2 separate regions of the Homo sapiens genome follow, and region 1 is linked to region 2. Evidence: chromatin contacts called from ENCODE Hi-C or POLR2A ChIA-PET data. All regions are on one chromosome and are shown on one strand. Each heading gives the region's core, a stretch centred on a gene start or an enhancer-like site at or near the end of the contact. The rest is flanking DNA. Distances are from core to core; before and after follow the strand shown.

Region 1 (4,951 bases), core at 1,072-3,571, 45 kb before region 2:
TACGGATCTTGGGATCAGAAGACCTGAGACTGGCTTTTGCCCCATAATTTCTCACTGTGTGGCTTTAAACATGTTATGAAGCTTACAGTTTGTTTTCTCATCTGTAAAATGAGGATAATGATAACAACCAGCTCACAAGATTATTTTGAGAATCAAAGGTGTTATTACATGAGAAAGTGTTTATTAAAGACTAAAACACATTATAAGTATGAATTTTAATTTCACTGCCCCAATACAATGAAACATATGGCATTTTTAAATGTAAAAAGAACCCCACAATGCATAAATTTTTAGAAACAAATAATTTTAGTGAAAAAAAACCCACTTTTTAAAAAATCTGAAACATCTTTTCCAGCACTTTGCTGCATAGTCAGATGCTTGAAGCAGAAATTCTTTTCTATAATGTCCTTAGCAGTGTGAGCCCAGTCTGGTTGCCAGGCCCATAAAAACAGAAAGCTGTTGATCATTAGTCTGTGTAAAACATAGCACTTGGGCATCTCACTTGGAACTTGCTTTTTAACTTGTTTCAAGAGGTGGCGCTTAGAACTGAAGAGAGTATTGTATGGCTGAATGAGTGCACCAAAACACCAGGCCAGACTGGGGTGTGGACACCCACTTATGTGTGCAACTGCCTTTTTAACTAATTAATCCTCTCCCTGCAAGCCTGAACGCGGCCTGTGAACTTCACATTCCACTGGTAACTGGAACCCTGGATCCTACAAAACCTGGAGGCTTTCATGAAATGTTATTTGTTCAGGGCGCTTGAAGCAATGATATCTAATGGAGCAGAAGCAAGGAGAAAATGACCTGAGCTTTAGTAAAGAATGGTTGATTTCCATCACAGATCTGGCTCTGTCTCTACTCTGCTTAGAAACCCTGGAGGGCTCCCTTCCTGGACAGACTCCAAACTCTTCTCAACCAACCCTGGGCTCATTTTTCCACACACTCATACCACTCACCCCCCTTTCTCTGCCCTCCAATCTCTGTGCTTGTGTTTCCTAATGTATAGTTTGCAACAAAATAAACTGGTAGTGCTTGTTTAAAATGTAGATGCCATTGCTGAACTTCAGGGCTAACGAATCAGAAATTCTGGGTGTAGAGACCTCAGGAATCTGCTTGTCAAAACTAGTTCCTCCAGCAAATCTTGGGAGACAATGACCTGGCCACACTTAACCACTTATCTGTTCCTTAAATTCAGCATGCATTTTATTCCTCTGTACTTCTGCCTTCCTTTTCTTTTCCTCTCCACAAACTCGCTAAGCTTCCTTTATCGAATAACTTCTGTATACCAAATGCAGGCAGTCCATTAAGGCTTCAAGGCCCAGCTCTTATTTATGGCTTCGCTGGTACTGTTCCTGATTCTTCTCAATACAAAATTAACTGAGCACCTACTAAGTATCAGGTATGCAGAGAGGACATAGACATGAACTAGATTTTGTCTTTGTCCCCAAGATGCTCACTCAGAGTGACAGAGACCTTATGAATCTGTGCCTCTACTCTCTCTAATGAGAAGCTAGACTTTCAGAACCACAGCACTGGAAGAGCTGATGTATCAGCCAATCTAGACAGGGAAGCTCTTTTTGCCACTGAGATGCAAATGCACCTTCCTAACTAGAATTCATTGTATGCTAAGCTAGTCGTCCTTTTTCTTGCCAAAATATCTTTCATCAAGAGAATGCCAAAGTGCTTTTCTAGTAGATTTGAATTGGGTACCAGATTTACTGATAGCAAAATCAAGATTCTGATGTATTAAATATCCTTCTTTAGGCCTTAGAATAGCTTATGGCAGAACTGAGCACATGAGAACTTCTCCAATGCGTCATAGCATGGGGTCTGCACATAAAAGGGCTTCAATAATGTGGCCAATGAGTGGTCAGTTTGCTTTATAAACTTCTAAAAATAGAATGAACTTCCTCTGGCAGTGCCAGCCTGGAGCTTGAGTCTGTCTGTGCTGGTGTTGAATGCCTCTCACATTCTGGGACTTTGGATTTACCCTTTTTTGGGTCCCTTTTTTGCTTTCCATTTTAGATTTTTTTTATCTTTAATTTGTGCAAATTTATTTTGCTCCAATTTTTCAAATTAGTTATTTTTTTTTCTGCCTAGGTCTGCCACTTGATACTTCCAAAGTTTCTTTTTCTCTTCTCACCTTATTTTCTGACTGTCCCTACCCCCTCTGTCTCTCTCCCCTCCTTTTCTCCTCCCCACCCACCTTCCTCCCTGTGGCCCACATCCTGCGTAAGAATACAGGCAGGATTAATCCAGCAGGGAACACAATGTCTGCGAGCCACGACAGACGCACTAAAGCGTGCAGTGGTGATAAAAGGCAACTCTGATGGGCTCTGTCAGGAATCCTCAGAAACACTGACGGGAAACATTTGCTAACTCTCTCCTGGCTTCAGGCCCCCGGGCCCCACAACAGGATCATGCCTAGAAAAGCCAACGGAGAAAAGTAGTGAAACTAGAAAATCTCCTTGCCTCCCAGCACCCCATGCAAGAAAATTTTCCTCATAGCCAAAATTCTCTAGCTGTTTACCTGAAAGACCCTGGGTTAAAACTGTGAGTGGCCTCAAACTTTGATTTATGTCCTAAATCGTTGAAGGAATGCTGTAAGCCATCTTAGGAGAGAAGACTGAGTAACCTACTTCTGCCTTGCAAAGAGAAAGATGAGCAAAAAGGAAAAAAAAAATCCCTTTAGTGCTGTGAATGGCTCAATGTCCAAGGATGTGTGCAGATATGTGACACGTGTGTGCATAAACATGGCAATAATACATGTGCATTTGGGTTCAGTTTCCCTCCAAGTACATTCAATTAAAAAAGATTTCTTGTCCTACATACCCATGGAGTCTGTGGGTATATAGGACAAGAAATAATATTTTGCTTGTTACCTAGTGAATTTGATCTACTAAACACCACAAATTTGTACCCAAGTTGACCTATTAACCAAACAAATAATAATTGCTACCCCTTTGGAGAGGAGGTATGAAGATCAGGATGATTCCCAATATTAATTCATGTTTACTTTACTGTTTGTTCCCTTTAGACTTGCTCTATTCCGTAGGCCCATTTGCCATCCTGAAAGTCTCCAAGTGTAGTCACTACTTCTGTTTGGACAGCGATCATTGTCCTTGTGTCATGGGGCTGCAGTCTTGTCATTTAAACATAGCCCCCACTGATGTTGTCTGTCTCTGTTTCTTTCCCTTTCTCTTCATGACTTTTGGTTTCTCCCGCTCCACTATCCAGGTAGGCAGGGGCCCCAGTCAGACTAATGGCTGGCCCATTAGTCCATTGGGGTCTTCAGGGATAATAAAAGTTAGGTTTCTAAACAGCCTTAGTTCAAATGCTCACCACTTCCTGAGAGCCTGAATTTCAGCCCTTTCCCATTAGTACTTTAGCATAAAGCAGTTTATCAGATTCAGCTGGTTGATTCTAAGGTGATAATATGCAGGGCTTTAAAGTTTCCCTGGAAAAAATCAAGGTAGCAATAACATTCATTCATTCACCAAATAATTTTCTAATGCTGTCATGTGCCAAGCACTAAATGCAGTGAGCAGAGGTCCACATGGCAAACTTAGAAGGGGGTTACTTCTTAAAAAGACAGAAAAGCAAATTCAGTTATTTTTCTTGAACAAATAATTCCTGAATTCCTATTTTGTACCAGCCAGTCTGCTTAGTTGTGGAGACACATGGTGAGTCGGCAGGCCTCTACCCTCAGGAAGCTCATATGACTTTCTATAACAGATGCTCTGAGAGAGGCTCAGCCGGTGTTTTGGGAGAGCCTGAATTTCAAGGACACTGGGAGAGGAATGAGAAGGGGATGCAAAAAATCAAATAAGTCTTCCAGGAGGAAGTAGCTCTTTAGCTATGTTGTGAATAAATTAAATAAAGAATAAGACTTTACTATAATTAAAAAATAAAAAAATAGATGTTGGTGTGGATGTGGAGAAAAGGGAACATGTTTACACTGCTGGTGGGAATGTAAACTAGTACAACCACTATGAAAAACAGTATGGAGATTCCCTGAAGAACTAAAAGTAGAACTACTGTTTGATCCAGCAATCCCACTACTGGATATCTACCCGGAGGAAAATAAGCCATTATATGAAATAGACACTGGGACACACATATTTATAGTAGCACAATTTGCAATTGCAAAAATATGGAACCAGCCTAAATGCCCATCAACCAAAGAGTGGATAAAGAAAATGTGGCATATACATATATCACAGAATACTACTCGGTCATAAAAAGGAACAAAATAATGGTATTCACAGCAACCTGGATGGAATTGGAGACCACTATTCTAAGTGAAGTAACTCCGGAATGAAAAACCAAACATTGTATATTCTCACTTATAAGCGGGAGCTAAGCTATGAAGGCACAAAGGTAAAAGAATGATATAATGGTCTCTGGGGACTCATGGGAAAAAGTGGGAGGGGAGAGAGGGTTAAAAGACTACACATACACTGCTCAGGCGATGGGTGCACAAAAATCTCAGAAATCACCACTAAAGAATTTTTCCATGCAACCAAACACCACTTGTTCTCCCAAAACTATTGAAATAAAAATAAATATTCAAAAACATAAAATTTTAAAAATTTTTCAAAAGAAAAGCATAATTTACCAACAAATATATTTACAAATGTCTTGTTTGGTGATGAGAACATATATATATTATAATGTAATTTGCAGATATCTCTCATATTAAAACATTACAACTCAAAAAGAATATGGCTTTAAGGCCGTGGAAAAGGGAGGCAGGGCCATTCTAGGAGGAAGAAGCAGCTGATAAATGACACAGAGACAGGACTTTTGAGGGACAGATTATTGAGAACTTCGAATGCCAGGCAAATTTTAACTTTTATTTTGCAGTCATTGGAAAGCATTCAGGTTTTTGAGTAGGAAAGTGACATCATTTCATTTATGTTTTATGGAGGATGGTAGAAATATCAAG
Region 2 (4,975 bases), core at 1,662-4,161:
TGGAATCAAATTGTAGTAAAATGGCAGAATAAGTAGTCATAAAGGTGAACATCCATGGCTAAAGTCTATTGAGGAAGATGAGATATATCTTTAAAGCTGTAAGCTTGTTAGCCCCATTTTATAGGTTAATGAATGGAGGTTCAGAGAGGTTAAAAAACTTGACCAATGTCCATCACTGAGGAAGTGACAGAACCAGGTCTAGCTGGACTCCACAGTGTATGACAAGGCTGACTTATATGGCAAAGAAATTAACAAGAAATACAGAAAATAGTCATTTTATGAAGTGCCATTAGCCTAGATTGGCTCATGTGCAGAGGACAGGGGATTCAATTCTGTGGACTTAAGGTCCTGGGATTCTGTGCTATACCTGCCTCTGTGTTGGGAGGACAGTACCCTCCATTCACTCTCAGCCCAACAGACAGGCAGAGAGGGCAGACAAGCACTGCAGTTTCCCTGAAACAGTCTGAAGATTTTTGGCTCTGTTTGTGCTGGTCATGTCTGTTGCTTGTCATGGGCTGCACTCCCAGACGAAGGCTCTGGTTTCAGGAAGGCCATGAGGATGATGGGTTGTGGGTGTCCAGGGCACAGGAAAGACATCCCTCCTACGCACAGTGCATGGCGTCCCAAAGGTTCATCCCTCATGGGAAGGCCAGTTAGTTAAGGAGGTTCCAGAGTTTGTTCCACGGTGAGGATTGGAATTTACGCAGAGCCACCAAAGTGGCTAGAATTCGTCCGAGGAGCATGCAGAGGTGGGAGGAGCAAATCCCAGCTGTATGATTGTCCATGCACATGGGCCAGTTTGGGAATGGCCATGATGGAGGAGCAAGGCTATACGAAACTAGGACTGATTGACCGAATGGGAAGGATGACTAACATGTGCTGCATACTTACTCTGCCAGGCACTATTCAAAGTTGGTGAACTATATTAGCTCATTCAGTCTTTGTGGCAACCCTATAAAGTCAGTAGTACTGTTACCAGAAAGGGGTCCTGATCCAGACCCCAAAAGAGGGTACTTGGATCTCGCTGAAGAAACAATTCGGGGCGAGTACATACAGTAAAGTGAAAGCAAGTTTATTAGGAAAGTAAAGGAATAAAAGAATGGCTACTCCATAGACAGAGGAGACCTGAAGGCTGCTGGTTGCCCATTTTTATAGCTATTTCTTGATTATATGCTAAACAAGGGGTGGATTATTCATGCCTCCCCATAATTTCCTGACTACACCTTGGCATTTGTAAACTGTCATGGCTCTGGTGGGAGCGTAGCAGTGAGGACGACCAGAGGTCACTCTCATCGCCATCTTGGTTTTGGTGGGTTTTGGCAGGCTTCTTTACTGCAAGCTGTTTTATCAGCAAGATCTTTATGACCTGTATCTTGTGCAGACCTCCTATCTCATCCTGTGACACGGAATGCCTTAACTGTCTGGGAATGCAGCCCAGTAGGTCTCAGCCTCATTTTACCCAGCTCCTCTTCAAGATGGAGTTTCTCTGGTTCAAATGCCTCTGACAGTACTGTTGTTAGCCTCATTTACGATGAGGAAAAGAAGCACAGTGAGGTCAGTAACTTGTTTGAGCCCAGCAGCTAGGAAGAGTTGGAGCTTGAGTCCAGGTCCAGAGAGAGTCTGACCCCAGTAGCTGTATTCTTAATTACCTCAGTTTAGGATGAGGTGCTTAAGTTCCTCCCTCTCCCCCACCCCTGGAGGAACTTTTGCTCTGGGGTCACTGGCTCAACAATGACATAGCTTCTTGCTGCCTAGTTTATAAGAAGTACTAAAAATTGTAAACATTGTTCTAATTTAGGGATTTTATATTCACTCTTTCTCTGCCTCTTTCTTTATCTTAAAATAGGCTGGAGGAGAGAGAACAAAAAGTAAACATTTGTATGCTCCCCAAGTCAGGCCCTTGGGTATTCGGAGTCTGTAGTTGCTAGTTAATTAAATTCTGTAATTGCTCAGTTAACTGTTTGCAAGGTGTGGGAGGCTGGTGGAGGAGGAGGGCAGGTTTTCCAACAGTAAATCCTACAGGGAGGGGCAAGAGAAGAGCACCAACATCTGCTACCTGCAGACCTTGAGCTAAATGTTTTCCCATTAGTTACCTCATTTTCATCCTCTTAACCGTCCTTTGAGGTGGGTGTTATCAGCACAATTGTACAAATGAGAAAGGTTGTGTAACTTGCCTGAAGTCAGATTCTCTGTGAACAAAGGACCTGGGATCTGAACCCCAGAGTGTTGCCCTCCAAAGCTGTGCCCAAGACACTGTACAGTATCCACTGCTATGGACAAGACAAGCTTGACAGAGGACCCAACAGGCTTAGCCAGGAACACAACCCACAGCACGCAGGTGAGATGGTTCTGGCCACACCCTCCAGCTCAGGCTCAGCTCAACCCTTCCTCCTTCCTGGGAGCATGTCAGCCTTCCGTGTGGGGAGCAGCAAACTGGACAAACAAGAAGCTCTTTTCTGGGCTGTGCTCAGCCAGGGGCCTGGGGCATAACAGGATGGTTAATGCAAAGCTTGGCAAGCCTTCCCGTTTTAATTTAGGCCTCCTCCCAGGAGGGAATCCAGAGGCGGGAACATGAGAAAGGGAAAGGAAAAATAATAAGAGATAAGTGAGAAAAGAGAATATTTATAGGGCTTGGAACATCTAATGGAAACCAGCTGCCTTATTGGGGATGGGGGCCTCTTCCTTGCAGGGGATTATTAGGTTTTCTCTTGTACATACCTGTGTGTGGTGGGGGGTCCGGGCAGAGAGACAGCGACAGCAGGGACCAGCCTGGAGGCAGGGTGGAGGGCTGTGCTTACTGTACATTGGCCATCAGAAAGTGGCTATTCCCCTCCTGGCCTCACTCCACCCCCACCTCCTGCCTTCATTTTCAACTGGAGCTGATTCAAACCTGCTGCTCGTGGAAGGAGGCCATGAGTGCAGGCTCCAACAGAAAGATGATACGCGAGGGGATATGAGTGCGAGAGAGCGGGGCAATCAGAAAGAATGAGAAAATGAGACGAGGGAATGGAAAAGGTGAATAAACAGGGGATGATGAGGGAGGGAGAGAGATTGAAAGATTAAAATATTGGCCTGAGTGGGGAGCTTGGAAAGAAGGGAGTGAAGTCTAGAGTTGGAGCAAATTCAGAGCTGATCCTTCTGGGCCCTGTTCTCTCTCCCACAGACTCAGACGGTTGCAATAAAGATGTGTCTGTTTGAGATTTTCCAGGTCCCTTTCCCATAAATCTGTATTTCCTTCTTTCTCAAGGTCTTTGGACCAAAAAGTCTCATCCAAGAATTGTGTAAAGAACACTTAAAGGTGGAGGAGGCATCATAAATGGGAAAAGTGTGATAATATAGGGCTGGAATCTGGGGCACACATTTAGAAAGACAGCAGCCAAATGCAAAGGCACTTTCCAGAGGCCAATTTGTCCTGAGGCTTAAGCTCTGTGTCTTTTTATTTCTAGCTTTCTCTTAGGCTCTTGGTGAGTTGGAGAGGATATGTTCATGAATTGTGGAGTAAAGTTCTGTGTTTAATTGATATGAATTCAATGATATGTTAGGCCAGATAAAGCAAGAGAGAGCAAGAGAGAGTGAGAGAACACCATTTAAAGAGTAGGGATGATTTGCCCATCTTTTAACACAATGAGCAAGAATGTTAGGTGAGCTGAGCTGAGACATGTGAATCTACTCTTCCCTTGGTTTCTTTGGTCTTGGTTCTCAGATAGATCTCATAATATCGGTGAATTTATGTTTAAGGAAACAAGAATTTTTTTAAATAAAAAGTTGTCCTTTACATAAAAGTTCACTACTTTATCTCCTACCCAACTGAAGGAAAACACACAACAAGTTACGCTGCTTTTGTTGAAAAATGGTGTAGGGAAAGAAAAGTAATTTTTTCTTCAACTTTCAGAAGTTCTTAGATGGGAACCCTATCTAGACCCCTGTAACATAAGACAGATTAACAAGAGAAAAACAAACAGAAGTTTATTAATATGCATTATTTTATATATACATGGGAGATACCCAGGGAATAGTTCTCAAAGAACAGTAAATTTTTAAAGAAGTGGCAAGACAAAGGAAAAAGACTTTAAGTCTCTAGGGAAGGCAACTTGGAGGAAGGCAAATTAAAGGCTGGTTAGTAAAGCTTGTTTGTGTAGATTGCTCTGGAACCATCTCCAGGTTTATAAGAGTTCCAAGCTGTCTTTAGTGGTTAACCTTTGTTCTCTCTGGTAGAAGTGGGGTGATAGGGTGCAGGATACCTATTGTCTTTGTAAATCTATGTCCTGCTTTTAGGCAAATAGAGGAAGGGCAGAGAGCTTTTCTGCATCTGTTTCTTCTTAATTACCATCAGCTCAACAATCCTTCATATTTTGGGGTGGCATATTTTGGTCTCACACAATGGTATAATAATGTTCTTTAAGGACAATTTAGGGGATTTTCAAGCCATTTTAATCATTTGATCTGATTAAATGTTAAGTGCTTTTCAACGTCCCTTTTTAAATGTTAAGTGCTGCCTGTAGACTTCATTGTCCATTGAGGTTGGCCAATGTGTGAAAATGTTGACTATATTTGGACTTATGGTTGGATTAATGGACAGCTTTCTCCTGATTACCCAGTCCACTGGTACATAATAAATTAAGAAAGGTCCACAGGCCCCCTGAACTCAGGCAAAGCTCCAAGAGGGGGCAACAATAACCAGTGTGATGGAAGCCCTCTCCTTTCAACTGAGTCCCTTCCTCTTATCTGATCACATGCTGTCACTCCTATCTTTCGATTGGAAACAAGTACCTGTCTTGCTACCATATGACACCCCCCTAAGTGCTGGAGTGGCTCCTGAGCACTGTCAACATCTGACTAACAAAGACAACCTCTAGTCTCGGTAGTATCTCAAGGAGGTCTTCTTTTGTGCTTTTCTATCTTATTCAAAATGTTCGCCCTTTACATTAACGCAGCAACAACTTTACTGTGCCAGCAAGATTAGAGAAAAAGTCAA

Evidence for each region. A loop is a pair of places that touch in the nucleus more often than their neighbours do. ChIA-PET counts read pairs that join two places held with the same protein, here RNA polymerase II (POLR2A).
Region 1: a loop to region 2 is called in a map of sigmoid colon, with 2.4 times the contacts of the local background. The contact joins two enhancer-like sites. A Hi-C loop is called at or near these places in 2 of 168 maps with a recorded cell type or tissue (heart left ventricle and sigmoid colon) and 1 of 37 single-sample maps with no recorded cell type. POLR2A ChIA-PET finds 5 or more read pairs at or near these places in 3 of 52 experiments (BJ, H1 and PC-9).

What each region holds. Positions count from the first base shown.
Region 1 is chr3:113,190,862-113,195,812 of GRCh38, reverse strand. No RefSeq gene overlaps it. Among named protein-coding and RNA genes, the nearest start is that of BOC, 18 kb to the left of the region's middle. Within about 2 kb of position 2,321, at least 3 of the 41 ENCODE cell types and tissues checked have a DNase peak (open chromatin) inside an H3K27ac peak, as active enhancers do.
Region 2 is chr3:113,145,992-113,150,966 of GRCh38, reverse strand. All of the region lies in intron 1 of NEPRO-AS1 (NEPRO antisense RNA 1), which reads right to left. All of the region lies in intron 3 of LINC02044 (long intergenic non-protein coding RNA 2044), which reads left to right. Among named protein-coding and RNA genes, the nearest start is that of LINC02044, 19 kb to the left of the region's middle. Within about 2 kb of position 2,911, at least 12 of the 41 ENCODE cell types and tissues checked have a DNase peak (open chromatin) inside an H3K27ac peak, as active enhancers do.